3 separate regions of the Mus musculus genome follow, and all the other regions are linked to region 3. A link is a loop called in an ENCODE intact Hi-C map of the cell type or tissue named here. Cell type or tissue: gastrocnemius. All regions are shown on one strand. Each heading gives the region's core, and the rest is flanking DNA. Links, peaks and the distances in the headings are about the cores only.

What was found. A loop is a pair of places that touch in the nucleus more often than their neighbours do. Peaks named below come from ENCODE experiments on the same cell type or tissue, not always from the same donor. Only the 100,000 strongest peaks of a DNase experiment are listed, where the experiment ranks them.
Region 1: it touches region 3 in a loop (3-fold over the local background); 19 of 42 quality-filtered maps call a loop at or near these places.
Region 2: a loop joins it to region 3, with 2.8 times the contacts of the local background. A loop is called at or near these places in 20 of 42 quality-filtered maps.

The regions. Positions count from the first base shown.
Region 1 is chr1:156,534,194-156,544,341 of GRCm38, forward strand. It overlaps the pseudogene Gm17975. Among named protein-coding and RNA genes, the nearest start is that of Abl2, 20 kb to the right of the region's middle. In gastrocnemius, for the core only: CTCF peaks have their summits at 4,385 (motif pointing right) and 6,173; a DNase peak (open chromatin) is centred at 6,170.
Region 2 is chr1:156,622,281-156,632,428 of GRCm38, forward strand. Abl2 (v-abl Abelson murine leukemia viral oncogene 2 (arg, Abelson-related gene)) reads left to right here. Exons shown (of 12, transcript NM_009595.3): 3 at 205-375; 4 at 3,008-3,303; 5 at 7,573-7,845; 6 at 9,065-9,149. Among named protein-coding and RNA genes, the nearest start is that of Tor3a, 47 kb to the right of the region's middle. In gastrocnemius, for the core only: a CTCF peak has its summit at 4,616 (motif pointing right); no DNase peak of the experiment used is centred there.
Region 3 is chr1:156,416,270-156,426,417 of GRCm38, forward strand. Axdnd1 (axonemal dynein light chain domain containing 1) reads right to left here and starts at 4,646. Exons shown (of 26, transcript NM_001346967.1): 1 at 4,577-4,646; 2 at 4,066-4,261; 3 at 2,970-3,142; 4 at 1,965-2,068. The coding sequence starts at 4,159. In gastrocnemius, for the core only: CTCF peaks have their summits at 2,106 (motif pointing right) and 4,564; DNase peaks (open chromatin) are centred at 2,088, 4,604 and 4,884; H3K4me3 peaks cover 1,102 bases; H3K27ac peaks cover 930 bases.

The DNA.
Region 1 (10,148 bases), core at 782-8,781, 120 kb after region 3:
CTGCATAATTATAGTGTGAGCCTGGAGGAGAGGCAAGGCTCAGCAAGAGAACTGCTGTGTCAGAATTCTACTTATACCCTATGATTCTATTTACACTTATTGATCTTATAAATGTGAGTGTTTTGTCTGCATGTATGCATGTGCCCAAAGTGTGTGCCTGGTACCACACGTAGGTCAGAAGAGAGTGCTGAATCCCCTGGAACTAGAATTACAAATGGTTATGAACCACCAGGTCAGTGCTGGAGACAAACCCGGATCCTCTGCAAGAGCATCAGATACTCTAAACCACTCGGCCATCTCTCAAGCCCCTTGCAATGACATTTATTTTAAAAATGTCACACCTCTGTTTACACATAATAATTATAAGTAGAAGCTGGGCAGTGGAAGCACACGCCTTTAATCTTTAGAGGCAGAGACATGGGGATCTCTGTGAGTGTGAGACCAGCCTGGGCTACAGAGTGAGATCCAGGACAGCCAGAGCTACAAAGAAAAACCCTGTCTCGAAAGAAAGAAAGAAAGAAAGAAAGAAAGAAAGAAAGAAAGAAAGAAAGAAAGAAAGAAGGAAGGAAGGAAGGAAGGAAGGAAGGAAGGAAGGAGAGAGAGAGAGAGAGAGGGAGGGGGGAAGGAGAGAGGGAGGGAGGGAAGAGGGAGGGAGAGAGAGAGAAAGAGAGAGAGAGAAAGGGCTGGAGAGATAGCTCAGTGGTTAAGAGCACTGATTGCTCTTCCAGAGGTCCTGAGTTCAATTCCCAGCAACCACATGGTGGCTCACAACCACCTGTAATTGTATCCGATGCCCTTTTCTGGTGTTTCTAAAGACAGCAACAGTGTACTCATAAATAAATTAAATAAATCTTTAAAAATAAATAAAATAAAAAACAAAACAAAAACAAAAAAAACAAACAAAAGAAAAAAACCCAAGTCATACTCCAAGTCTTGCTCCTGCATCTTTGACCTGGGGTGGAAGAAGCCAAAAATGGATAAATTCCCACTCTGTGACCACGAGGTATCAGATGAAGATGAGTGCCTCTCCTCTAAAACCCTGGAGGCCATGTGTGTGACAAGCAGCAGGTACAGTTGTGGCAAGATGGCTGTCTTATTCGGATGAGGCTCCACCCTTTCCCATCATCGACATCACAATGCTGTCCTGTGCAGAGGATGAGAGACTCCCGGCAGAAACTGGGCATCTGTGAGAAGCTCCAGAGCACAGTGGCCAGGTTCCTATTGTCCAAGCATCAAGTTCATGAACACCAAGCTGCAGAACTAGGAACGTGAGATCGAGGGCTGTGTAGGGCCAAGTTCAAGGTCCCTGGCTGTCAGAAGACCCACATCTCAAACAAGCAGGGCTTCTTGTTTTGAAAACATGAGAAGCGCTCATTTCTGACGGCTGTGGGATTAACTATGTCTCTGCGTGTGGTCCTCTGGACAAGTAGTAGGCCTTGAACTTGTGAGGGCTTCCTCCGTGCTCAGAAATCATGCCCTACCAGTAATGTTCACTGACAACTCTCACATCCAGCCTCCAAACAAAACACCCAATACAATATGATCGACATCTATAGTATGTATACCATCCAGGACCATATATACGTGTTTTGGGGTTTTTTTGGGGGGGGGGCGGGTTGAGACAGGGTTTCTCTGTATAGCCCTGGCTGTCCTGGAACTCACTCTGTAGACCAGGCTGGCCTCAAACTCAGAAATCTGCCTGCCTCTGCCTCTCAAGTGCTGGAATTAAAGGCGTATGCCACCACTGCCCGGCTTATACGTGTATTAATATACGAAATTGTCGAGTATTTTAAAAGTAATTTTTTAAATCTAAAAAGAAAAGAATAGTAACAAGGAAGAAGTGGGGGGGTGCAGAAGAGAAGAGTGAGGAGAAAGCATGACTATTTAAACCTCTACACAGAGCAGGCAAGTCAACTCAGCGGTTGAAGGTGCCTGCAGCCATGCTCATGGCCAGAATTCAATCTGCAGGACCCAGGACTGGAAGAAGAGAACTAATTTCTGGAAATTGTTCTCTGACCTCCACAAGTGCCGTACATAGCACGTCTACACAAATACTCACAAAAATAAATAAAATAAAACAGCAACATCAGAGCTGGGGTAGGACTTAGCGGTAGAACCCTTGCCTTGCTTGTAAAGGCCCTCAGTTTTATTCCAGGTACCACAAAAATAAGTAAAAATAAAAACAAAACAAAAAACCCAAAAGCTACATTAAGAGCTTGCTGGCGCTTGCAAGATCACACAGAAGAGTGTGACAAACACTTGCACTATAGCAGTTCTCATAAAAACAGATTTCCTTGACCAGTGGCAGCGCAGGCCTTTAATCCCAGTACTCAGGAGGCAGAGGCAGACGCTTTCTGAGTTCGAGGCCAGACTGGTCTACAGAGTGAGTTCTAGGACAGCCAGGGCTACACAGAGAAATCCTGTCTTGAAAAACCAAAACCAAACCAAAATAAAACAAAACAAAAAAATCTCCAAACCAAACCAAACAAACAAAAATCCCATGGTGCTGCTATTTATTGACTGAGTATTTTGGCTGCCTTGAGTTTCCTGTCTGAGAACTGGGATAATAATAGCACATGGGTTTATTATTAGGTTTTAAAAAGACGTGTATAAATGCTTAGTATCTGAAGCACAGTGACCAGCACCCAGTAAGTAACTATTATTATTTTAAAGGGTACAGATGTGAGGGGAAATGCTATCGCCCAAACCTATTCCTCAAATCCCATTCATCAGAGCTTCTCTTTAGCAACCTCCATCCTGTCTGGATGTCTTTTCACCCCTTGCACCACTAGTGAACACCCTGTCTTAGTTAGGGTTTTATTGATGTGAAGAGACACCATGACCATGGCAACCCTTACAAAGAAAACCGCTTAACTGGGGCTGGCTTATAGATTAGTCCATTATTGTCAAGGCAGGAAGCATGGCCACATACAAACAGACATGGAGCTGGAGGAGGAGCTGAGAGTTCTACATCTGGCTCTGCAGGCAGTAAGAAAGAAGACTGAGACACTCGGCTTTGCTTGAGCTTCTGAAACCTCAAAGCCTACCTACTTCCTCCAGCCACCCCACAGCTACTCCAACATGGCCACACCTCTTAATAGTGCCAGTCCTATGAACCTCTAGGCCACCTTCATTCAAACTTCCACACAGCCCATATAAATTCCTTTTTTAAAAAGTATTTATCCCTGTGGCATACATGTATACACAGTACTCTGGTCATTTTCATCCCTCCATTACCCCTATTCCTCTCCCCTTTCTTGTGGCTTTCTATCTAGTCCTATCCCATGCTACTCTCTCTTATCTAAGTACAATCCAAGTCTCTACTCTCTACTTATCTAAGTACAATAAAGGAAAAATGATGTCAAATAATAAAAGATATTTATTTTTTTAGATAAGCCTTGAACTCATAGAGATCCCCCTGCTTCTGCCTGCCATTCACTGGGCTCAAAGGTGTGCACCACACACCCAGCAATGCAAAGATTCTTTTAAGAGGGCCCATAAGGCTGTGCGTGACAGCACAGTGCCTGTGGTCACAGAACTTGGGAAGCAGACTATGCTGGTTCCTTTTTGTCAGCTCGACACAAACCTAGCTATATCTGAGAAGACGGAATCGTGAATGAGAAAAACGCTCCATAAAATGGACCTAAGGCAAGCCCTGGGAGCCATTCATGGATTAATGATTGTTGTGGGTGGACTGAGGGCACCTCGGGCCACCAGTGCCAACCCTGGACAGATGGTTCTGCCTTGTATGAGAATGCAGGCTGAACAAACCTGGAGCAAGAAGTAAGCAATGTCCCCCTGCCCCCCTAGCTTCTGCTATGTCAGTTCCTACTTCCATGTTCCTGCTTTGAGTCCCCTCCCTGAGTTCCCTGTGTGCTCTGGTAGTTGTGAGAGGAGATAAACCTTTTTCTCCCCAAGCAGCTTTTGGTCACAGTATTGTATCACGGCGATAGGCACCCCATCTAAGACACAGAGAAAGGGGGACAGTGAATCTGAGAACAACCCGAGCCACAAAGCAAGACTTTGTCTCAAAAATAGAAAACAAACAAGCAAACCCAAAAACAAAATGAGGGCTTGGCAAGATAGCTCAGTGGGTAGAGGTGCTTGCTACCAGTCCTGGCAACGTGAGTTTGATCCCTGAAACATGATGGAGAGAGAGAGAAATGGCTTCTGCAAGCTATCTTCTCATCTTTGCTCAGACATTGTGGTACATGCCCGTGCACGCATACCTCTCCAAATAGAAACTAAATGTAAACTGTTCTTAAAAGCACTGACTCCCCAGTTTTCAGCCTTGTTTGTATATGTTAAATACCTAGAGGGTCATTTAAGATGTATTTACTTATTTAATGTCTGAGTGCTCTATCTGCATATACACCTACATGCCAGAAGAGGGCATCAGATCACATATTATACAGATGGTTATGAGCCACCATGCGGTTACTGGGATTTGAACTCAAGACCTCTGGAAGAGCAGCCAGTGCTCTTAACTGCTGAGCTATCTCTCCAGTCCCAGACATTTTCTCCTCCTCCTCCTCCTCCTCCTCCTCCTCCTCCTCCTCCTCCTCCTCCTCCTCCTCCTCCTCCTCCTCCTCCTCCTCCTCCTCCTCCTCCTCTTCCTCCTCCTTCTTTTTAATAGATTAAGTGGAGGGCCATTTAAACTCAGCAAGATTATGTTCAGTTAAGACATTATAGATTCTTTAACCTATGTTGATGATAGAAGGTCTTTTTGAGGTTGGCTTTTGAGTTTGGGGCTTTAGTCTCTTCCAAAATAAGCTTTTTGTTCTTTGAGACAGGGTCTTAGTATGCAGTCCTGGGTGGCCTGGACTTTACTATATAGACCAGGCTGGTCTCAGACTTACAGAGATCTGCCTTTCTCTTCTCCCCAACATTGGGATTAAAGGCCTATGACACCCTGCCAGGCTAGGTAGAACTAAGCAATTTTTCCCTTGGCTAGTTTGGAGTTCGCTTTTGAGGCTCCATCGAATGCCCAATGGAACCATACAAATGATTACCCCCGCTGTAACCCCAAAGGTCTTTCAGATGTCCTGTGAACATTCATCTGCGTATTCAGCATGGGCTTACAGTCAAAAATGTTAGTAAAGGACCTTTACAACTTGAAAGATCATGACAGAGACACTTTAAGTCTGAGTCTTGTTTGTTTTGTTTTTTTGAGACAGGGTTTCCTTGTGTTGCCCTAGCTGTCCTGGAACTCTGTATATCAGGCTGGCCTCAAACTCAGAGATCTGCCCATCTCTGTTTCCTGAGAGCTAGAATTAAAGGTGTGTGCTACCACCACCTGGCTAGGCCTGAGTTTTATACTATTCTTTCCTATTGGGAATGCCCTGCAGATGAGAAAGCTACTCTGAGAGGTTAGACTATATAGCAATGATATTGAATATCCCATGTGATCATATGGGTTCCAGAATGTATTTCTGTTCTTGTTTTGTGTGTGTGTGTGTGTGTGTGTGTGTGTGTGTGTGTGTGTGTGTGGCATGCATGCACACATGCCCAAGAGTCTCTTCCAAACCTCTCACCTATTAATACCTAAGGAACATGTGTTGTGTGAATGCATGTGGATGACTTCATTATTCTTTTACACTTTGTTTTGATCCAAAGCACCACCTGTGAGTCACAAGTATTCCCATGTTCTTTTAAAATCTCCAGTCTGGGGATGGAGAGAGGGCTGAGTAGTTAAGACTGCTAACTGTTCTTGCAGAGGGCCAGAGTTCAGTCCCCAAGGCCAACTTGCTTGCATACATTAACAGTCAGTAACTCTAATGCCATGGGATCTAAAGCTGTCTTCTGTCCTCTGCTGGTTTCTGCACTGTAAATGGTTCCCATATACTCATACAGGCTCAGACAGGTACACATAAATAATAAATAAATAAATCTTCAGAAAAAGAAAGAAGAGGCAGCCTCAAGTCTGAGACGAAATACAGTAGCTTCAAAGGGTATGGTAGGCAGTCTACTTAAAATGTGATAAATTCAGGCAGATAATTAATTTCAATGAAGGAAATCTTGCATTTCAATTTTTAGGAGGAAACAAATGTAGAAGAGGCAGATTGGCCTTGGAGAAATAAGAGGAAGGGGGAAATGCATCTTTTGGAGCCAGATGACTCTGGGGAGGGCTTGGTAGCCACTCCCTGTCATTTCTCTGTCTAAGGGAGACATCTAGAGGCTGCTGGATGGTTCTGTTCTGTCTGTCAGGAAAGGCTTTTCCAGATGGCTTCCTCACAGATCCCGTCACAAATCAGAGAGCACTGATCGCAGTGGACAAAGCCCAACTGCTTTGATATTAATCTATGGCTACTTATGATTACAGAGAAGAGAAGAGTAAAGTATAATAGGTGGGAGAACAGTCGTGAAGGACATTAGGGACAACTGAGGAAATCCGAGTATCGACTGAATTCTGGTCGACGTGACTGTGTTGATGTTTATTCTTTCATTTCCCTCCTGCACCTTCTCCTCTTCTTTTCTTTTCCTTTTCTTCTTCTTGTGGCAGGGTCTAGCAATTTGCAGCTCACACAACCTTTTTTGCCTCAGGCTCCCAAGTAACTGGAACAATGGGTGCTCAATAACACATCTGGTCCAAAATTGTTTTTCTTAGGTGTGGTTAGTACATTGTTGATCTTGGAGCTGCAGGCCTCGGTGGTCGTCCAGGATAAGGAAGAGGCTATCATACTATTTTTCTTTGCAAAGTAGCAAGGAAACTTTATATAAAAGCAAAGCTACGTGGAGTGTGGTACACTCCTTTAATCCCATTACTTAGGAGAAAGAGGCAAGTAGATCACCATGAGTTCCAGACCAGCCAGGACTACATAGTGAGACCCTGTTCTTTTTTCTTTCTTTTTTTTAAGAGAGAGAGAGAGAGAGAGAGAGAACTAGAAAATATCATCCTGAGTGAGGTAACCCAATCACAAAAGAACACACGTGGTATGCTTTCACTGATAAGTGGATATTAGCACAAAAGCTCGGAATACCCAAGATACAATTCACAGACCACATGGAGTTCAAAAAGAAAGAAGATCAAAGGACTCCAGTCCTTCCTGGAAAGGGGAATAAAATACTAACAGGAGCAAATATGGAGACAAAGTGTAGAGCAGAGACACAAAGTGTAGAGCAGAGACTGAAGGAAAGGCCATACAGTGACTGTCCCACCTGAGGATTCATCCCATATACAGTTACCAAAACCTGACACTATTGTGGATTGCCAAGAAGTGCATGTTGAAAAGAGCCTGATATGGCTGTCTCCTGAGAGGCCCTGCCAAAGCCTTACAAATACAGAGGAGGATGCTCGCAGCCAACCACTGGACTGAGCCCCAGGGTCCCTAATAGAGGAGTTAGAGAAAGGACTAAAGGAGCTAAAGGGGTTTGCAACCTCATAGATAGAACAACAATATCAATCAATTAACACCCCCCTCCCAGCTCCCAGGGACTAAGCCACCAACCAAGAAGTACACATGACTGGCTCCAGCTGCATATGTAGCAGAGGATGACCTTGTCATGCATCAGTGGGAGGAGAGGCCCTTGGTTCTATGAAGGTTGGATAGATGCCCCAGTGTAGGGGAATCGAGGACAGGGAGGTGGGAGTGGGTGGGTGGGTGGGGAGCACCCTCATAGAAGCAGGGGGAGGGGGAGATGGGATAGGGGGTTTCCAGGAGGGGGGAGACTGGGAAAGGGGATAACATTTGAAATATAAATAAAGAAAATATCCAATAAAAAAAAAGGAAGAGGGGCCGGGTGTGGTGGTACACGCCTTTAATCCCAGCACTTAGGAGGCAGAGGCAGGCAGATTTCTGAGTTTGAGGCCAGCCTGGTCTACAAAGTGAGTTCCAGGACAGCCAGGGCTATACAGAGAAACCCTGTCTCAAAAACAAAAACAAAAACAAAAACAAAACAAAACAAAAACAAAACAAAACAAAACAAAGGAAGAAAGAAAGAAATCCTTGAGTAAGAAAGCACTCAAGGATTTTACTTCTTAAAACAAAATAAAAAACACCTGAATACAAGTGTGTTGAGCAGGGTAGCTTGCTTGAGGGACTGGGAGCCGGTAGGAACTCCACAGGAAGACTGAGAGTCAACTAACCTGGGCTCTTGGGACTCCCAGAGATGGAACCACCAACCAAAGAGCATACATGGGCTGGACCTAGGCCTCTCCCTCTGCCCACACACACCTATGTAGCAGATGTGCAACTTGGTCTTATCCAGGTCCCCCAATAACTGGGGAGGGGGTTGTCCCTGACTCTGATGCTTGAGTACAGATCCTGTTCCCCTAACTGGCCCTCCTTGTTTGGCCTCAGTGAGAGAGGGTGTGCCTAGTGCTACAGTGACTTGATATGCCAGGGTGGATGGATACCCGGGGGGACCTCCCCCTTTTCAGAGAAGGGGATGGGAAAGAGGGGAGAGGCTGTGTGAGTTGGAATAGGGAGTAGGAGGGGCTGCAATCTGGATGTAAAGTGAATAGATAAATAAATTAATGGGGAAAAAATGATCAAAATCTGAACCTGGTGGCACAGGCCTGTCAATCCTGTACTGAGCAGCTGAGGAAAGAGGCTCATAGGTTCAAGGCCCGCCTGGGCTACAGAGTCACTTCAAGGCCAGACTGAACATCTTCAGGGAGACCCTAGTTCAAATCAAACGTGAAAGATAAGCCTGTGGTAGTTCATGTCTTTAATCCCAGCACTTGGGAGGCAGAGGAAGGCAAATCTATGTGAGTTCCAGGTCAGCCTGGTCTACAAAGTGAGTTCTAGACCAGCCAAAACTACACAGAGAGACCCCTCTCTTGGAAAAAGAAAAAGGGGAGGGGGGTGCTGAGGAATAGCTCAATGGTGGAACGCTGGCTTAGCATGTGATCTCCAGCCCACTTAAAACAAGAAACATGACCGGAAAAGGTCACCTAAAACGGGTGTGGTAGCACACTCCATTGTCCCTGGCACTCAGAGGAGGGTAGATCTCCTTGAGTTCTATGCCAGCCAGGGCTATATAATGAGACCTTGTCTCATAAAAGCAAAGCAAAACAACAAAAGAAACAAGCAAGACACAACAACAGAAACTTGAGCTTGAGCGGAATATTGCTGCTTGCCTGTAATCCCAGCAACACAGGTAGCTGAGGCAGGGGGAGCATACCTTGAACTGGACCTGGAATCAAAACAACGGAACCGGGGCTGGAGAGATGGCTCAGCGGTTAAGAGCACTGACTGTTCTTCCAAAGGTCCTGAGTTCAAATCCCAGCAACCACATGGTGGCTTACAACCATCTGTAATGTCATCTTGGCATCCTCTACTGGTGTGTCTGAAGACAGCTACAGTGTACTTACATACACATAATAAATAGGGGGCTGGTGAGGTCGCTCAGTGGTTAAGAGCGCTGACTGCTCTTCCAAAGGTCCTGAGTTCAAATCCCAGCAACCACATGGTGGCTCACAACCATCTGTAACGAAATCTGATGCTCTCTTCTGGAGTGTCTGAAGACACACTACAGTGTACTTACATATAATAAATAAATAAATATTTTAAAAAAACAAATAATAAATCTTTTTTTAAAAAACAGAACTGAATTTGCATCTGCGTAACCACCAACGCCCCCCCCCCCCCTTTTGTTGTTGCTTTTGTTGTTGCCTGTGTGGAAACAATGTTTCCTGCCTCTGGCATCTCCAGGTCAGGGATCGCTCACAGGCTCATCCTCTGTGCTTTCTATCACCTCTGCTGTGCTCAGCAAACACAAACACTTGGTGATGCTAGAAAGCTTCACACCGCCCACCCGCCCTGCCCCTGCCGCTGCCAGGGTCTCTCTGGGCTGCCTTCCTCCCTTCCCCCAGCCTAGCTTCTCAGGCTGACTCCTGCGGGTCCTCCGGATTCCTGTACTGGAAAAGCCGTACTGTCCTACTTCTCGGCTGGTAGATCATTTTCCCTGCCTCAGCACTTAACCCAGTCTAGTCTAATTATCCGTTTTCTTGACCGATATCTCCCTAAGACTACAGTTTCCTGGAATAGATAAGAACTCTTTTTACAGCTGTAACCCGAGTCCCTGACACTGCACCTGCACAGAAGGGCTTGAGGACTTACGCGAGCGAGAATGGCCCACACCAGACTGACCAACGTTTTAGAGCATCAAATGGAATGCAGCTGTACTAGAGAGACTAAATATCT
Region 2 (10,148 bases), core at 773-8,772, 210 kb after region 3:
CCTTGCCTTGAATTCACTGTACAGTCCGTAGAGGAATTCACTGTACAGTCCGTAGAGGATGACCTAACTAACTCTTGGCTTAGTCTTTGTAACGTTCTGAGCCTAAGTGTATACCAACAGTTCACATGCAGCCCTCACTCAGAGCTCTGAATTCTTGGCTGTTTGACTCACTCACTGGATACCTTTCTCATTTGTGTCTTTCAGAAGTTTTGCACCGCCCGTTTGGCTGTGATGCTGAATCTCAGGCACTGAATGAAGCGATCAGGTGGAGCTCCAAGGAGAACTTGCTGGGAGCCACTGAGAGTGACCCTAATCTCTTTGTTGCACTTTATGACTTTGTGGCAAGTGGTGATAACACACTCAGTATCACTAAAGGTGAGACATCTCTGAACTGTGCTTTCTAGTTTCCTAGGCTGAGACATGAAGCGCCACGTGCTGGCTTCTGCCGCTGACACTGACCAGGTGACTTGTGCTCAAGCACTTTTGGGTCATCCTTCTTTTTACCTGCTTCTGTGGCTTTGCAAAGCAGTGACTAAGAACATTACTGGTTAGATAACATTTTCTCATCGTTGTTTTCCAAGATAGTTTCTTCACCAAGAAAACGTTGGTAAAGTCTTACTAGTTAATAGTTATAACGACTTTTAGTATGTTGCTCAGGGACCAGGAGTCCCTTTATATCATAATTGACAATGGTTTCTCAAAAACCCTGAAATGCCTACTTTTTATATCAGGTTCTTATTAATAAAAAGATCTTATGCTAAAGCTTTGTTGTTGTTATTAATGAGGCAGGTGTCAGAATTAGAGGTGTATGACATCAGGCCTGCTTTTTTATATTTTTAAGAGGAAAAAAATTATCCTTTAAAAGAAAATAACACTTACTTTAGTTACTTTTCTGGAGATAGCTTACTTGAAATAAAGAAAAGTTTGGGGGCCAGAAAGATGCCTCAGTGGTTAAGAGCACTTGCTATTCTATCCCTGCAGAGGACCCTGGTTCAATTGCCTGCACCCAGTGGTGACCTGCACTATCTGATACACTCTTGTAGCCTCTTAAGGCACCACACACATACATGGTATACATACATGCATGCATATAGCCAAAACATTTGTACACATAAAAGTTTTTTCAAAAAAGTTTTGTGTTGAACATGTGGCTTTTGTCTGCAATTCCAGCATTTTGAAATACTTGAAGCAGAAACATTGTTGGCCAGAATGGGGCTAAAGTGAGTCTCTGTCCTGTACTGATAGGTTCAATGTCTGTCTCCCTGTCCATTTCCATAGCAGTCAGGAATTCCAGAGCAGAAAATTCTAACCAAAATAAGGGGAGGTGGGGTGTAGTGTCAAAATCGTATGGGTTTTGGTTCTATCCTGATTATGATGGCCTGTAGTAAGCAGTTCTGTTCAAGTGTTTAAGGAAGCAGCAGGGTAGATAAACACTTGTGCAGGCACACACACATATCTTGAGTTTCCTAGCAAGTTCTTTTGGACACATAGTTAGCTACTGTGCACCTGTACATTTGTGTAGATACACAACCATACCAGACACTCATGTCTTATAATATATATATATATATATATATATATATATATATATATATATATATATATACAGTGTATAATATGTACATGGAAGAGTTCCTACACAGACCTCTGGGTGTTTTCATAGTTAGGTATGTCAGGTGAAATGATGTAGGGCAGAGAAAGCCACGTTCTAATAAATGTTTCTGTAGGCCACAGGAGAAATGTAGTTGGCTACCACAGGAAGGCTGAATTGTTCCTCACCAGCCTTGGCCTGGCCCTCCTGTGCCCTGCACTACAGATTGCTGTGTCTTCTTTTTGCTCTCTAGCATTAATAGGTGTGAATTCTATAGAAAAGCTGTACCTCCTGGAAAGACGAGTGTCAGGTGCTGCAGAGTGGCCTTAGATGAACATTGGCTCTAGTCTGTGCTGCAGGTGTGGGGCAGAGTGTATGTCAAAGTCCACACTAGATAGTTCTACTTTTAATAAATACAACCTCAAGAAATTCAAGCTGATAGAAAGATTCACCAAGTGTTTGGAATTTTGGGTTCCAACTTAAGAGTTATTTTCTGTTTCCATAGACTAATTTTAGAGGAATGGCAAAGAGTGAGTCATTGTTATGGGAAACAGGAAGAAACTGAGAAATAGGAACTTTTAAACCTCGAGTCCTGGAAACACTTGTGCTTTAAGAGTCCTTGCCAGCCCCCACTGCTCCTCTAAACAGTTTTCTTGCTGAAAACTCTTGGTTGAGTCTAGGGTCTTGGGAGGTGTTTGCTTATATTGATGGCTTTGTTGCTTTGGTATCATCTGAAAATTTAAGTAACTTTGTATTTCACATGATGTCCTGTTCATTAACAATGAATAATTATGTATGTATGTGTGTGTGTGTGTGTGTGTGTGTGTGTATCTGTTTTAAGTGAAAGTAAAATGTGTTGTTTTTTTGAGGAGTAAGTACTGCTCAAGTGTTAGTACATGTCTGTAGTCCAGCATTCAGGAGACTGAATTAGGATCACGAGTCTGAGGCGAGCCAGTCTAGACTAAGTGAGACTCACATAAAAGGAAAAGGGTGGGCAGGTGGGCTGGGCTGAAGGCTCAGTAGTTAGCGTTTAGTGCTTTTTCAGAGGCCTGGAGTTCAGTTTTCAGTACCCATGTTGGGTACCTCACAACTGCCTGTTACTCCAGTTCCAGTGACCCCAACCCCTCTTTGGGGGACACACACAGACACTCAGTCACTGTCATTTTCTATCTATTTGAGTAAATTCTGTATTCTAATTTAATACAATTCATCGTTTCTGGAAGACTTTTTAAGTGATATGTAATCCTTCAGAAACCATTCTTTTGTTAAGCTGCTCAGAGTAGAGATCAGTCAGGATGTTAGTAAGCAAGAACCCAAGTCCTTGGTTCACTTTTCAGTGATTTGCAGTTTGACACTACACTGCTGCAGTCTGACAGTCCTAACATGCCTTTCTTTCTGTGATGACTTGATGGCTAGGTGAAAAGCTGCGAGTCCTTGGTTATAACCAGAATGGCGAGTGGAGTGAAGTTCGCTCCAAGAATGGACAGGGTTGGGTGCCAAGCAACTACATCACTCCAGTTAATAGCCTGGAGAAACATTCCTGGTACCACGGACCTGTATCCCGCAGCGCAGCAGAGTATCTCCTCAGCAGCCTAATCAATGGCAGCTTCCTGGTTCGAGAGAGTGAGAGCAGCCCTGGGCAGCTGTCCATCTCTCTCAGGTATGAGGGACGTGTGTATCACTACAGGATCAATACCACCACAGACAGCAAGGTAAGACCTGTTCATGTGGACTGGCTCTTCAGTAGGAAGGGAAAAAATAGAAAATAATTTTTATATCTGATATAAAATAAAGTATTGCCTAACCTGGTGAGTTTGGGCTATTTAGCATATTAGAGCTTGCTTATTTCAAAACAACTCAAAAAACAGTTAAAAGCTGTAGATAAGCCGGGTGTGGTGGCGCACGCCTTTGATCCCAGCACTCGGGGGAGGCAGAGGCAGGCGGATTTCTGAGTACTAGGCCAGCCTGGTCTACAAAGTGAGTTCCAGGACAGCCAGGGCTACACAGAGAAACCCTGTCTCAAAAAACCAACCAAACAAACAAAAAAAAGTTGTAGATAATTAAGGGTAAGTCATATTTGAAGTTGAGGATTGAAGAGATTTACACAGGTTAGCTGTTTTAATCATCAGCATAAACGCACACCAAGTGCATAGAGAAGACGTTAGAAGTCAACCACAAGCCTGTGGAAGGAGACTCCGGTCCACTAGAGAGGTCACAGAGTGAGAGGGTGTTGGAGGCTGCTGTTCTCATCACTGTGTGCTAATGGCAATAGATGAATTGCCCAGCCAGTCTGCGTAGAGTGAATGTGTTACACAGATTCTTTAGGGCCGCAGAGACCTGGGTTTGATTTACAGTACCACATGGTGACTCCCAACCATCGGAAACCCCAATTCTGGGAGATCCAGTGCTCTCTTCTGACCTCCATGGGCACCAGGTATATGTGTGGTGCACAAACATGTGGGTAAAACACCCATACATATAAAATAATAATAGTAATTACATTTTAAAACAAAATCAAACATAAATTATAAGTTCCCAACTTAAACCAGTTGTTCTATTGAATGGTTCGTGAAGTTGAGCCCCCTTTCCTCCCTCAGTAGGACGGACAAAGTGGGAGGGGCATGTGGACAAAGTGGGAGGGGCATGCGGCCTTAGAGCAGGCAGAACTGCTGTGCTTTGTACCTCACCATCATTTATTAGCTGTGAGACTTTCCTTAAGTCTCAGTTTGGGTGGTGGGGGTGGGGGTGGGGGTGGTGGTGGTGGTGGTGGTGGTGGTGGTGGTGGTGGTGGTGGTAGTGGTGCTGACTTAGATCGGATCTCTCTGTGTACTGGAACTTGCCATATAGACCATACATACAGATATGAGCTTGTAGCAACTGTCCTGCCTGTCTGAATTCAGAGTGTATGATTATAGTGTGCACCACCATACCTCCTCCCTTTGCCCTCATTGACTTTTGATTTATATTAATGATGTATCTAGAATATGTTGTGTGTTCCTATGGGCTGGTTTGTGCATATGGGTGTAATACTCACACAGGCCAAAAGAGGGCTTTGGAATCCCCAGAACTGGAATGGGTGCTGGAGAAATCTCTCTTCAAGAGAATTGAACTGCAGGGCGTGGTGGCACATGCCTTTAATCGCAGCACTCGGGAGGCAAAGACTGGTGGATTTCTGAGTTCAAGAACAGCCAGGGCTACACAGAGAAACGGGGGGGGGGGGGGGGTTGTGGAGAAAAAAGAAAGAAAAGAGAATTGAACCACTAAGTGATGTCAGTCTCCTCCTTGTCTGTTATTAAGTCATTTTGTGAGATTATTGTAAGGATTAAATGAAACAGTTTTTGTAAAGTATGAAGAAAGAAAAGAGAATTGAACCACTAAGTGATGTCAGTCTCCTCCTTGTCTGTTATTAAGTCATTTTGTGAGATTATTGTAAGGATTAAATGAAACAGTTTTTGTAAAGTATGAGAGCTGATTCAGCACAGGAAATATTTTATTAGTTCTCTTTTCTTTTCTTCTCTCTCTCTCTCTCTCTCTCTCTCTCCCCCCTTTAACCATTATATAAGTATATTGTTTGTGGCCCAAGTGAGTGGTATCAGAGTAATTAATATAAGAAGAAATGCGGGCTGGGTGTGGTGGTGCACTTTTTTAATCCCAGCACTCAGGAGGCAGAGGCAGGTGGATTTCTGAGTTCGAGGCCAGCCTGGTCTACAAAGTGAGTTCCAGGACAGCCAGGGCTACACAGAGAAACCCTGTCTTGAAAAACCAAAAAAAAGAAGAAGAAATGCAGCCATTATTAGTTGTTTTGCTTTTGTTTGTCTCTGTGACAAATATCACAGAGAAACGGTGAAGAAACAGGTAATTTTCACTCCTGGCTTCAAAGAGTTCAGTCTACTATCAATGGTTCTATTCCCTGTAGGCTGTGGCCAGGCAGACCACCATGGTGGGGTCATGTGGCGTGTGGTAGAGCAGAGCTACTCCCTCCATAGCAGAGAAAGGGAGCAGAAGCAGCAGCAGCTGACTGACTGAGCCCATGAGCTCTTCAGCATGAGTCTGTGGGGGACACTTACATCTGCTCTCTAACACATGCACAACAAAAACGAGCGCACAGATGTGTCAGACCATGCAAGGACATTAATTCACAGCAACAGTGTTTATGATAGCCTCACAATCGAAGTACCAAGTAGCATAATTGACTAATAAATTATGATATATTGTTAAGATAGAATCTCCTACAGAAACAGAAATAAACACGATGCTATAGACACAAGTCCGTCCTACCAGCTGTCTATCCATTTCTGAATTTTCTGAAGCTACTTTGTATTTCTAAGCAGACCTGAGTAGTTGCTATAGGAACCCTATATAGCCCCAAGTCTAAGATGCCTGTTTTTCATCCCTGTTCAGAGAATTTTTCTACCGTCTCCTATAGATGAGTTTCGTACGCATAAAGTTGACCAATAGATTAGTATTTGCCAGAGAATTGTGTGGAGAGGAGTGTGGGCGTGATCCCTAACAGCTCTAAGTAACTGTGCTGGAGTTAGACAGTGGTGGTTAGCGAGCCTTGTAAATGTCCTGAAAGCTATTGAATTGTATAGCTTAAAATATAGCATGTGAATTATAGATCAACACTAGACAACACATGCCCTATGATTTCCTTTATGTGCAGTTTAGAAAACTGTGTACACTTCCAGCAATACCTTTGCAGCAGTAAACAGCTGGCAAGGACTTGGTTCTAGTGATTTTGCCATCCTGGGTGTGGGTGATGTTTACTGGGGGAGTTTATTTTGTGAAGACCACATTCTCCACTTATGAATTATGTACATTTAATATATAAAAATACAACTTTTCATGTGCCTGTTTTAAACAGTGTTTGTTTATTTAAGCAGCCTGGGCACAATGGCACATACCCTAGAATTCTAGCCGTCATGAAACTGAGGCAAGAAGACCACAAGTTTGAGACCAGGTTATATATAGAAACTCTGAAAATTAATTAGTCAGTTAATTAAAAATAAATCATACTCCCTTAGACGATAAAGCCAAAGGCTGCTATCTTATTTTATAATTTAACTAATTATCGCAAATTAGCAAGCATCTTGTTAATAACTCTGAAATCCAATTATGTCTCTTTTTTAATGGCCTAGACATTCTTAAAGGGTGTTATAAAAATAAATAAAATTTATAATTAATTATGTGATATTAAATCAAAATTTTACCCATATTAACCTTGCAATATCCAAATTAATGGCTGTCAGTTTATGTTCTGAATGGATTGTGACATTATGCTCTATTAGCCTGGAAGGCAGTTCCAGACTGCCTGTTTAATCATTTCTCTCAGGTCTGGGCTGTGCAAGCTCTTGTTTGTGACTGTGTCTAGCTGTAGCCCGAGCTGACCTGGAACCCCTGGTTTTCCTCCTCCAGAGTCTTTGGAGTGCTGGCTACACAGTGTATAGTCCTGTTGCTTAAAAACAGTTTGAGGACTCGTGTGCCTGATGTCCCTGCAGCTATGTTGGGCATTCTCATTCAAGGCTCATTTAGAAAGAACAGTAAGGATAATTAAAATGAGGTTAAGCCATTTCTCTTACCCTAAGCATTAAATTAACACTTACTTTGCCTTAATTATGATAACTGCCTGGGGCGCTAGTAACACTAGCATACAACCTGTAATCCTTGTGCATTGGAGGTGGAAGCAGAAGGGTCAGGAGTTCGAGGCCAGCCAGGGCTACATAATGGAGACCCTCATCTCAAAAATAAACAAAAGTCAGGCCAGGAACAGCAGTGCACACATTTAATTTAAGCTCTCTGAAGGCAGAGGCAGGTTGATCTATATGAGTTCAAGGATACCCAGGGCTACATAGTTAAGACCCAGTCTGAAAAAAGAAACAAATCCCCTTCCTGCTGTCTTCATGCCCCGACAGACGGCAGTGAAATGCTTGCTTTTGAACATGACCCTCTGGTCCAGTTGCTGAGTGTTCTCTTCTCTCCAGGTGTACGTGACAGCTGAGAGCCGCTTTAGCACCTTGGCAGAGCTTGTTCACCACCACTCCACAGTTGCTGATGGGCTAGTGACCACGCTGCACTACCCAGCACCGAAGTGCAACAAGCCAACCGTCTATGGCGTGTCTCCTATCCATGACAAGTGGGAAATGGAACGGACAGATATCACCATGAAGCACAAACTTGGGGGCGGTCAGTACGGAGAGGTTTACGTTGGCGTCTGGAAGAAGTACAGCCTTACAGTGGCTGTGAAAACACTGAAGGTAGGTTGCTGAGAGCCAGGCTTCCAAGCATCTTTGTGCACTGAATCACTTGGAAAGATCAGTGTGCCCTTCTTCAACTCTGGAACACTTTCCACCCACTGGTGCCAACACTTGAGCAAATGGTGGTGATTAACTTCGTGCCTTTGCTGACAGTGCAGGGGCAGATTATTGTCTGCAGTGCAACCCACGTGTGGGGAAAGGCTTGTCTCTGGAGGCTTTTGACAGGGAGCTTGGTGAGAATTTAGAAGCAAATTATAAGTTCTGTTGAGAACAACCCCTGCTGGACAGAATTCTTCATGTGTAATCTACAACATCACAAGTTCCCTGTTCTGATCTCTATCCCTGTGGCTTTTGTTTTTCCCTTCCTCCTTACAATTAGAGATGCCCTTTTTAGTAGAAGTAGAAATGACAAGGTCTCTCTCTAAGTAGTCTATGTTGGCCTTCAAGTCACAATCCTCCTGCCTTAGCCTCTGAATGCTGGGCTTACCGGTGTCACTGCCACACCCAGCTAGATCACATCTTGTTTTTAAACTCACAGAAGTCCTCTCCCTGACCCTACTGTCTCTTTTTTTAAGTGTCCTCCTATAAATTCACAGAGTTGCCACTCACTCTGGACATTGGTGTGAGCTATCATAGGTAGCAGTCAGCCCTGCTTACTGAGCATACTCTGAATGTGAAGGAAGCAGTAAGGCTCTACAGATGTGCTTTGTTCTTTAAGAAGAACCATGGGCTCTGATCAGACACCAACCTACCAGAAACAGACACTCCGTCCTCTCTGCTGTGGTAGTTGTAAGATGAAGTTGTTGAATTTTGCTTCCTTGTTTACTTTTATTCCAGTGTCTGACACTGGATAAATTTAAGGACATTATTCTTAGTTGTTCTTCTATAGAGCATATTAGATTGCAGCAAAATTTCTTAAAGTAATATGTTAAAATACTCAAATGATCTTTTACTTAAATACTATATGTATGCATATGGATGTTTTGCCTGCTATGTTTTGCCTACTGTGAGTGCAGAACCCAGAGAGGCCAGAAGAGGGCATCAGAGTCCTGGAACTGCAGGTGATTGTGAGCTGCCAGCCATATGGTTCTTGAACAAGAGCAGCAAGTGCTCTTAACTACTGAGCCATGATGTCTCAGTAGGCTTGTGAGTTGACTTAAATGAAAGCTTTGACCTCCTTTTTTGTCTTTCTTACCCTGCCTTCTCTTCCCTTTAACAGGAAGACACCATGGAGGTGGAGGAGTTCCTGAAGGAAGCTGCAGTGATGAAGGAGATCAAGCATCCTAACTTAGTACAACTGCTAGGTGAGAGCCCTGCCGTAGGCTTCATAGGTCCGAGTTCCTGTCCCAGCTTCCTATTCAGATCAGGGCGATTGTTTTGTTTTGTTCTAGTTTGATTTAGCACTGTGGTAGAAATGATAGATGTAAAGCAACTATGGTGAATAGAACACTTAGCTAGTAAGCATCAAGTCTTAGTTAGGGTTAGTCCTCCAAACAAACACACACACACACACACACACACACACACACATACGCGCGCGCCCCTCTTCTCATTTTAATCAGGTGTTAAAGACAGTAGCCCAAGTTGATTGCTTTTTGTTTGTTTTGTTTTTTATTACTTTTTAAAAAGTATTTTCTTTATTCATTTATTTTATATGTATCATATTTTATCTGGAAATATATGCTTCTGTAGTGTCCACTGAAACCAGAAAAGGACATTGGAGTACCTGGGCCTGGAGTTTTAAATGGCTGTGAGCTGGAAATCAAACCTGGGGCCTCTGGAAGGGCAGTCAATGCTCCTAACCATTGAGCTATCTCTCCGGCCCCTTAATTTTTTTTTTTTTTTTTTTTTTACTTACTTACTTTATGTGTATGAGTGTTTTGCCTACACGCGTATCTATGTACCACATGTGTGCCTAGTGTCCTTGGAGACCAAAGGAGGGAATCAGATCCCCCGGAACTAAAGTTACAGGTGATTCTGAGCTGCCATATGGAGGGAGGACCAGGTAGGTCCTCCAGAAAGAGCGGCCATTGCTGTTAGAAGCATTCAAGATAGTTTCAAAAAAGTCAAGAAATATTTTTATAAAATGGAGACATTAAGCAAAAGACTATTGAAAAAAAGTGAATTAAGCTTGTGGCTGATCAGTTTATCCAAGAGATAAATGGCTGCGCTGCAGTGGGTTAATTTCTTCCCTGTTTGGGTCAGAAAGGATCACAAGTAAACATTTTCCCCTTTTAAAATCGGGCCTGTTTGTTTCAAGAGAGGGTTCCTTTGTGCAGCCCTGGCTGTCCTGCAGCTCACAC
Region 3 (10,148 bases), core at 610-8,609:
AGAGTGGTAGCGGAATGACCCTACATAATCACACAGTCCGGAACTCTTACAGGCTTACTGCCTGAGGTCAATATTAAAACCAATATTAAAAGAGTGCATCTTCCAACGAAATACATACTGTACATGGAAAAGCTACCACAAAAACGCACTACACAATGTATATGAACCCAGCTTTGCAAGCCTGTGGAGCCTTCTGGAATACCTAGACCTGTAGCTCTGGTTTCTCTGAGGCTCCAGGGGATGGAATGGAAATAAATGTAAGCAATAGAAAAGAAATGACAAATGTAACCCAGCCCAGAGAGTGTGTGAGTGTGTGTGTGTGTGTGTGTGTGTGAAATGTGATAAGGTAAATGCCCTGACTAAGTGAACACCTCAATTTTGATTGGCTAAAATGTTACCATGGAACCCAAGCCTGGAGTGTGTGAATGAAGGTGATAAGGCCCAAAGTCAGGTAAAGTAATGCTGGATGCCTGAGCTGAAAGAGACTTTAAAACCCGGTCAGATCCCGAGCTGATCGCATTGAGACCACTCATCCCCAGAGCCAGCCCACTGATTCCAGACACCCCAACTCTGGACCAAAGCTCCAGTGGGGATCCGAAGCACAGCAGGAAATGCCATGGGCCATGCCTGCGCAGCCATTGAAGCCAGGCTACGACAAATACCAGACTGGAGGTGAGGGAAGTGAGTGTGTGAATAAATGCGATCCCATTTCACTTTCTATTTGTTTTATTGTTGTTTATGAATAAAGACCAGTATAACCTGATCCTCACTGGCACTCTCTTTCTCTCTCTCTTGGCTCCATCCCTAAAGTTGATATATAATCGCATTCTTTATATATTCAAAACAGTTATGGTTTAAGATAATATTTTAGTATTCTTGAAAATTGTGCATGTAAAATTCTTTCCTTTTAGTGTCCTCAGTTACTACTTGTTTCCACATAAGGGTGTGAATTCTTGAGGACTTATACTTAATAAATTGCTGCAAATAAATTCTCTTATTTCTAAGTTAATAAATAAATAAATTATGCACATGTTACTATTAATAACCTTTCAAGCTTTCTAGTTACAACCGCTTTTTAAGAGAAACAATTGTCACTGCCCATGTTACATTAATACTGACTATAACAGTCAAGTATTTGATATGTTTTGTCAACAGATTATTAATTCTCAAGGACAAGGTATTGTGGAACTTTAAAACTTTAACTTCTTAAAAGACAAAGAAGGGGAAAATTATATCCCTGTGCATATTATTTAGTGCATTCCCATGCACACTATTTAAATCATACTTTTATTTTAGAAATTTGAAATTTGGATGTCAAAGAATTTAATAAATGCCTTATAGTATCTTAAAAGGATCTACTTATTAGCATATGGTTTGATCCTAAACAGCTACCTTATTAGGGAAGGGAAAACATAGGTTCTCTCCACAGAACACTGCAGAAGCATGATGGCTAATTCGTGTGACAAGCTGACAGGTGAGTTGGCTCAGTGCCCTGACTGAAGTGAGAAGGAAGCTAAATTGGGTACATGTTTTCAACCCATCCTTGCTTGCCATTTTTCCAGTTTGGACTGGTGAAGCTGTCTTGCTTCAAGCTTTTTAACTTTATGGCAAAAAGAACATCAGAGACTATGTATTCTGACTTAGTAAGATTAGTCATTTAATAGAGTCATAATGATTTTTCTCTTTTCTTCAATGTGACCAGTTATTCTAACTCAATCGTGGACTGGTCTAGTAATAAGTCCAATATTAGAGATTCCTATTGAAGATAGCTAAAAATCTTAATTACCTAGCAAAGTTAATTCGGAGCACAGCCTCCACTTCCAGAGAACCTCTGGCCTTTTTACTAATTCTAAAAGCCAACTCCCCCACACCTGGAGGCCATTCTGCCTTCTCCCAAAACTGCCACACAAAATGAGAAAATAATTCTATCTGTATGTCTGCACCCCACTCTCTTCCACCTTTACCTTCCAGCTCCTGTTAGGGAGACAGGATGATCAATCAGGTATTTGAATTTATCCCTTCGAATAGGGTGCTGCCAGACATGATCTACAAGACGTGGAAGGGCACACTGTGGGGGGAAAAAAAAGCAAAAAACACAAATGTCCAGTAGAGGGCACTCTGGGTGAAGAAGTGTTACTTATTTGACTATTTACATCAGGGCATTTAGATGCTTTATAGAGGAGCAGAATGCGTAAAGAAGGGCAAAGATAGAACATTGAGAGAGCATCAATAATACCTCTGGTAAGTTTACATAAAACAGGTTAATGGAAATATTAAGCAATGGAAACATACGCTTCAAGAGACCTGAGAGTTTTTCACTTTAGTTTTTTTGTTTTTTAAACATTTACTTATTTATTTATTTTATGTGAGTACACTGTTACTCTCTTCAGAGACACCAGAAGAGGACATCAGATACTGTTACAGATGGTTGGTAGCCACCATGTGGTTGCTGGGAATTGAACTCATGACCTCTGGAAATGCAGTCAGAGCTCTTAACTGCTGAGCCATCTCTCCAGCCCCTGGCTTTGTTTTTGTTTTTGTTTTTGTTTTTGTTTTTGAGACAGGATCTTATTGTATAGCCCAGTCAGCCTGGAACTTGTGGCAATCCTCCTGCTTCGGCCTCTGACGTGATAGAACTATCAGTGCCAGCCACCATGCTCAGCAAGATCTGAATTTTGAATTTTGTAGTTGGTAAGATGGCTCAGCAGCTGAAAGAGCTTGCAACCCCATGCATGACTTGTGCTCCCCCCACCCCCAGCCCATGCTGGAGAGAGAAAAGCAGACCTTGAAAGCTGTCTTCTGACCCTGAGCCCAAACTCACACACGAACTAATAATAACGGTTTTTTTTAATTTAAATATGCATTTTAAAAGATCATCTGAACACAACTTCTGCTCACCAAACACTTAACAAAGTGAATTTTAAAAAAGGGATTGTGACCCCAAACATGATAGGTATGTATATACAAACCTTTGGGGCTTTAGGTTTCTTCACAGGCAGTAAGCTTTCAGGACAGGGACCGGCATTAGCTGCATAGTTCAGAGAGAGAAGAACTTCCTCGGGGATTCTGTAGTCATTCTGAAGGGGAGGAAGGGGTTTGAGGTGGTTCACCATGGATTTTTTCTCCTTTAGCTCAGGAAGCCCTAAGGAAGTATTAGGAAAGACAAACTTTTAATGGAGTGTTCCGGGGAGTTAAAGTTTCCCAGACTGCCTCAGCAGTATCCTGTGTTTCTAACAAGAAGGGTGCCTCTAGCAGAGGAGCCCAGCTACAAAGAATACTTAAAGCAGGAGTAGCTAGAAGGGTGGAGGGAAGAGTGGAAGGGGGATGTGAGAACATGCAGAGAGATACAAAGTAAAAGGCCTGGGTTACACAGAGTGAGTGTACAGCCAACCCAAGCCCCAACCCCTCCACTGCCCTGCAACATAAATAGTGAATAGGTAGCTAGCTCAGGATAGAGTGCTTGCTTAGTGTAAGTCCTTGAGTTGAATCCGTACCTCCTTGAGTTGATGATGGAACTGTAGCAAAATATAAATAAGAAACAACCCAAAAAGCTCTGTGACCTTAAGACTGGAGATAGCCTCAGTCTGATGAGCAAGAGTGAGACGGTGACTGCCTTGATTCTTATTCTGGTACAGGTTCTACATTTATCATTACGTCTTTTTACATTTTTCTTGAAACAGGGTCTCACTATGTAGCTCCCACTAGCCTGGAATTTACTATGTAGACCAGGCTGACCTCAAATTCACAGAGATCACCTGCCTCTGCCTTCCAAGACACAGCCCCAAGGATGGAAATCTTAAGGAATCTCAAAAAACATCTTGAATCTTATACAAATAGGCATATTGAACTAAGTTATGTTTTTCTTATCCACATAACTATGTTTTTAAAGCTCCCTTGAAGTCAGAGAAGAAGCAACCAAACTTCATATAGCTATTAGTATTTAAATGAAGATGAAACAGTATTCTGACTTGGTGAGTGTTCAGGCTGGCTAAGGAGAAAGGGAGAACGGATTGCAAATTCTTTCAGTAGCCCTAATGGTTCTGTCCACGGCATCCTTAAGTTTACCTTTTGCCTCCTTGACTACATAGAGTTTTGCCTGTTTGGACTCAGATGTTGATGGGGAGGTCAGCGAAGTGTCCGACACTTTGTGGAGAGACATAATAATCAATGCCTGGGATCACTCTCAGAACTATTAATCCTCCAAAAAATTAATTCAAAAACAAATCAAAATCGTGTTCAGACTTTCAAGCTGTCCATAATTCTGTAGGCAAAACAAAGCAAATGAACAGAGAGATCTCTTGAGTGTTTGTGTTCAGACTGAATTTCAGAATTCATCTGGCGTGGTTTCCTTTCTTTGGGGAGCCCTCTAAGATAACTTGACATGACAGAGATGGGGTATGGGTGGGTCAGAGTCAGGGCCCAGCCCGGGAAAGTCAGGCTCCGCCTCCCTACAGACTGCGGGCGGGTCAGCGCGACCCAGCTCCGCGGGCGCGAGTGGGGCGGGGCTCCCACGGTTCTTTCAGCAAAGTCCTAGGACTGCACTGTAGGAGTGCACGACACCGGCCGCTGTACCCACAAGTTGTGTTTGCCGCCTGGCGTCGGAAGGCCATCCCTTTTCCGGAACGCCCTGCGTCGTCATAGCAACGCAGCACATTTCTGCCCCCCCCCCCACGCTCCCCGCTCCCCCCCCGTCCTAGCAACTTGCGGGCCGAGCCGCCTCCGGCAGAGCCGTCAAAAGAAAAGAGATGAAAAGGAGTCTCTACACTCTCTAGAAGTTTCCGTGTGTTTTTAGTCATGGGTAGTAGCAATAAGGAAGAATATTGAATCGGGTTGTTGTCTCGGAATGGGATAGGCTCTCGAAACCGCGCTTCCGGGTGCAGACTGCGCAAGCGCAGACCTGCGCCGGTAGAGACTCCCCGGGCCCTGCCCTTGCAGAGAGGGTGATGTAGCAATGAGACCTTCTGCTCTTGAATCTGTTCAGGGCTAGCATAATCTATGAGTTCTGAATCCGCCAGGGAAACTTAGTGACAACCTTGTCTCAAAAAGAGAGGAGGAGGAGTAAACTAGCAAACAGCCTAGTTCTGTTGTTCAAGTCACTTCTATGCACTCAGTTCGTGTTCGTAAGTGCGGTTCATCTTAGTGTCAGGTAGCTTTCTATGCCAACAGTAGCTGAAGGAGAAGACAAATACCTGAGCAGGACTTTCTCACCTAGGCTAATGGAGGTTACAAAGAAAGAAATGGGCCCCAATTTGCATTTGCAGTAGCATCGGCTCTCTAGCATTCTCTCTAAAGAATCTACTGATTGTAGGAGCAAGCACATCATGATCAGTAGTTGGCAACAATCTTCCCATTGACGCGCCTATGGAAACGAGCACAGAGTAACTCTGCTCACCCTGCATGACCTAACTGTTGCCACCCATTCCTGCAGTGCAAGGGAGATGGGAGAAATCTCTTCAGAGATTGTGTCCATTTATTGAATCAAATGGCTATTCATTGTCGTGCAGGGGCAAAGGACAGCATGGTGGGGGGGTGGGGGGGGGTGTCGGTTTATGAAGGTTTAGGGTCCACTTGGACTCAAGTTAACCAAGACTGTGCATCTGGCTTGTGACGTTGATAAAACAGTTTGTAGATTGAACAAGAGAAAGCTCTTGTGGGTGTGCCACACTCACGGTTGGCATGACTGCTCACTTTGATTTTATACTTTTAATTCTTTTAGGTTATGTATATGTGCTTATTGTGTGTGAGGGAAGATGCCCCAGAGAAGAGGGAATCAGACCCCCTGGAGTTACAGGTGGTTGTGAGCCACCTGACATGGGTTCTAGGAACCAAATTCAGGTTATCTGCAAGAGCAGTCTGCCCTCTTAGCTACTAAACCATCTCTCCAGCCCCCAAATGTTGGTTTTAAATAATGCTGTTAGAATTGCAGGCTTGAGTTTCATTTTTAATGACAACAAAATCATTAAATGGTGGAATGTGGTGGATGGAACACACTTTGTAACCCCGGCACTGGAGAGATGGAGGCAGGAGGATCAGGAGTTCAAGCCTATCTTTGGCTACATAATGAATTTTAGACCAGCCTGGGCTACATGAGAAAGGAAAAAAAAATCTTAAATTTTAATTGAGATCAGCATATTTGTGCAAAGCTGTGTTCTCAGCATCGGTGTTTATATCAATTTAAAAACAAAACTTTGTACTGGAGAGATGGTTCAGCAGTTAAGAGCACTGATTGCTTTTCCAGAGGTCCTGAGTTCAGTTCCCAGCAACCACATGGTGGCTCACAACCATCTGTAATAGAATTTGATGCCCTCTTCTGGTGTGTCTGAAGACAGTGACAGTGCACTTATTTATATAATAAAATAAATAAATCTTAAAAACAAACAAACAAACTTTGAAGATGCTCTACATCCTGCACTATTAACATTCAGTCAGGATCTAGAAACCCAATGTAAAAATAAAATCGGCTAAGCATGGTAGTACATTCCTTAAGTCCCAGCCCTCGGGAGGTAGGGGTGGATCTTTGCGAGTTCCAGGCCACACATAAAACAAAACAAAACAACAACAACAACAACAAAAAACAAACAAACACTCCAGAGAAAAGGAGCCATGAGCGGAAAAGCTTAGGCATTCTGCTACAGAGCCCGACAGCTATGGAAACTCTCTGAGCTTTGAAATGTCTGATGAGGAGTCACTGTGCAAGCAGGGAGCGCTCACTCAGTATGTGGGAGGGAACAGGGACCTTCAACAACCGCTCCAGGGCCTTTCGAAAGTCACTTTCAATACTGTGGAGCAAGCTGATGCAGCTGTGAATGCAAGGCCACACAGGAAGAGTGGTGGGACCAAATAAAACTATCCAGAGGAATTTCTCAAAGACCAGGTGCACCCAGAACTGAAATAAAGATCTCTGTGGGTGGCATTAAGGGCTCCAAGGAACAGTTTCATATTGTTTTGCACAGCATGAAAGATTTTGAAGCAATTGACATCACGGTTGGCCAGGACAGTGAGAAGGGGTTTTGTTTTCATATCCTCCACTGAGCATGATATCCTAGATAAGATTATCATTCAGAATCAGACTGAATGGCTAGGAAATGAAGATAGCTCTGTCAGAGCAAGGGATAGATAGCCAGTGCTTCCTCTAGCCAAGGTGGTTCCAATGAGGTAGTTTGTGGTAATTTTGCCCGTGGCCATTTTGGTGGCAGCAGTGGTGGCCATCTCTCTTTCGAAAACTTGCTAATGATAGTGGTTGTGGAGGATGCGGCCTTGGTTATTCTGGAGGGATATATATGCTCAGCAGAGGTGTTGGTCATGGGCAGGGCTATGGAAAGCCAGGCAGCAGCTCTGTGGGAACGGCAGCTGTACAAGCCGCACAATGGAGGAGGCAGCACCTGGTAGCGGTGGTGGGAGCAGCAGTGACCTTTACATTGGCAATGTCATCAGTCATCAGCCTTGGGCAGTGATAGAAACCTCAGAGGCAGCAGCTCGGGCCCCTGTGATTGCAAAGCCCAAGACTTTGCCAAGGCATATAACTAACGTGGCCATGATGGTGGTGTGGTGGTGGACAGTTCTAATTACTTCCAGGAAACAAAATCTAACAGGAAGAGCCTGGGAAGCTATGGGTTACAAACCAGGGCAGTAAAGGTGGCAGGGCCTATCACTGAGATCTTTTAGAGAATACTCATGAGTACAGGGGGAGGAACCCCTCGAGGACTGTACTTGTGGCTAAGAATGTACCAGGGCTTTCTGCTGTTTCTGTACTTTGCGGGGTAGGGGGTGGGGTGGGGGTTACATTTTAGACTTTTATACCCATGCTGTTAGCTGATCAAGATGCTGAATGAATGGGTCTGTTAGAAGGGACTAGGGACTGGGAATGACTCAATGGTACACACACTCGCTGTGCAAGCCAGATCCAGCACCCATGGATGTGAGCTGTGCCTATTAGTGGACTCCTTTAATCCCAGCACTGGGGAGGCAGAGACAAATCTCTAGGCCAGCCTGGTCTATATAAGGTGTTCCAGGCCACCCAAGTCTTCAGTATGAGACTCTCATGACAATAAAAATGTGGCAGGACACGTGTTCCTGTAACCACGGTGATAAGGATAGAAGATCACCAGCCTCCTAGTCAAAGAGTTAGTCCAGGCTAAGGAGACTCAAGGGACCAAGGCAGCAGGTAAATGAACAGGCCACCCAATGTTCTTTGACCTCCATATGCACCCACAGGTGCAAACAGGCACACAGCGCATAACACTACACACACTGAAGGGTTTTTTTTCTAAATATATTTATTTATCACATTCTTCACATACGCAGTAGTTTGCCATTTTGTATATGAACACAAAATTTAAGAAGTTTTCAGTGGACTGGGAACAATGCATATTAAACAAATTTATCACACTAGTGATTAAAGATCTGCAGGAAGAGGTAATTGAAATTCAGGAGTAAAAAGTAAGTAAGACAACCAGAAGCTATGTTTAATCACACACACACGAACACACACAATTTAAAAACAGCTTTTTCTCCTGTGACTCCTGACATGCAGACCCAAGACACGAAGGCACAGTCCAATGGCAGGGCCTAGACCAGGGCTTCAGCTCTCTGCACACCCAAGAGTCGTTGATGTTCGGGCATTCAGAACATTCATTGTACCTCCAATGGCTAGATGTGGGTATTGCATGTTTCAACAATACTCAACACCAGTACAGCTCCCCATCAATGAGACACACACCACTACCAGACCCTGGGTGCCATCTTCTCACCTGAAGGAAAGTGCTCCAGCAGCGGGGCATGCTGAAGTAGAAATGGCCAATATGGCGGTGTAAAGAGAGAATAAATACACAGGGAAAGGAGGACAAGTCCATTTTTTTCCTGATTTAAACACAAAACAATTTGAGGCAGTTCTGAAAAATAATACACCTTTCCTCAAGTCTACATTAATCAAATGCATTAACTTAAAAGGCATTTACACAAGAAAAAAAGGTTCACTAAGGATTAAAAGAGTCCAGAACGGTCCTCCCAACTTACAGCTAATTGTTTTTATCTGCTGCTATCTCAGCTTCCTGTTGAGTTGAAGGTGGAGGAGGGCTCCAATCTCTCTGTTTCAACAGCCAGCTGTCTTTATTCTCTGTATAAAATGGGCTTTTATGTAATGTCTTGTCTGACAGAGGGCCTAGCGCTCCATTGCCGAACTGAAGCTGTAGGGACATTGCGCCCGACAAACCACAAGTGTCGCTCACTACTGCCCACAACACCGTCCAGCTCTTCCAGTGTCAGGGCCACCAAAGCCTAGACACTCAGAGTTCTTTGCCAATGTGGATAGTTGTACATAGCATTGGGGGGAAATTACGTGAAATTACCGTGTAACGCTAGTCAGCAAGACACCGAACCTTTATTAATCAAAGGAGTGAGCTATCTTCAAGTACGATATTGATTCTAAGGCTGGACCTCTAGCTCAGTGCTTGCCCAGCATGCACAAGGCCATGATGACTCCCTGATACAGCACAGAAAAGGAACTGATTCTGCCCCTGAAAGCTATAAAGCATTGCTTATGCTGTCAGAAGTCCTCAGGAGGTGCCGCCCACTCAATAATCCTAGGGCCCAGCTATGAAATGTGCACACTGGTTCTAACCACTGGGTGTCAATACCTACATAACAACAGCAGCAATTCTCTCCAGAAGCGGGTTGCCTTCCCCGAATGTTAAGGCAGATAAACCTGAAGTGATTTTGGAAAGACAAAACAGGAGTGATTGCCCATGACCATGTAGGTTAAGCTGACAAGGTAAAGGCTGGAGAGACGGCTCAGTGGTCAACAGCATTGACCTCTTTCCAGAGGTCCTGAGTTCAATTCCCAGCAACCACTTGGTGACTCATAACCATCTGTAATGGACCCAATCTGTCTGAAGACAGCCACAGTGTAGTCATATACATAAAATAAACGAATCTTTAAAAAAAGGAAAAAGATATCCAAGTAAGAGATAAGTGTGGTGATTCCGCCTGATACTCGGGAGACAGGCAGGGGCACTGCACCTGGCACAAACCCATCAAGAAGCAGGTGGACTCAACAATCCTAGGGTTAGGGGGCTGTTTTTAAGAGTAGCAGGAAGACTCAGGACCTTGCAGTTTTTAAGAGGTAGCAATCCAGACTCAGGTTTTAATTG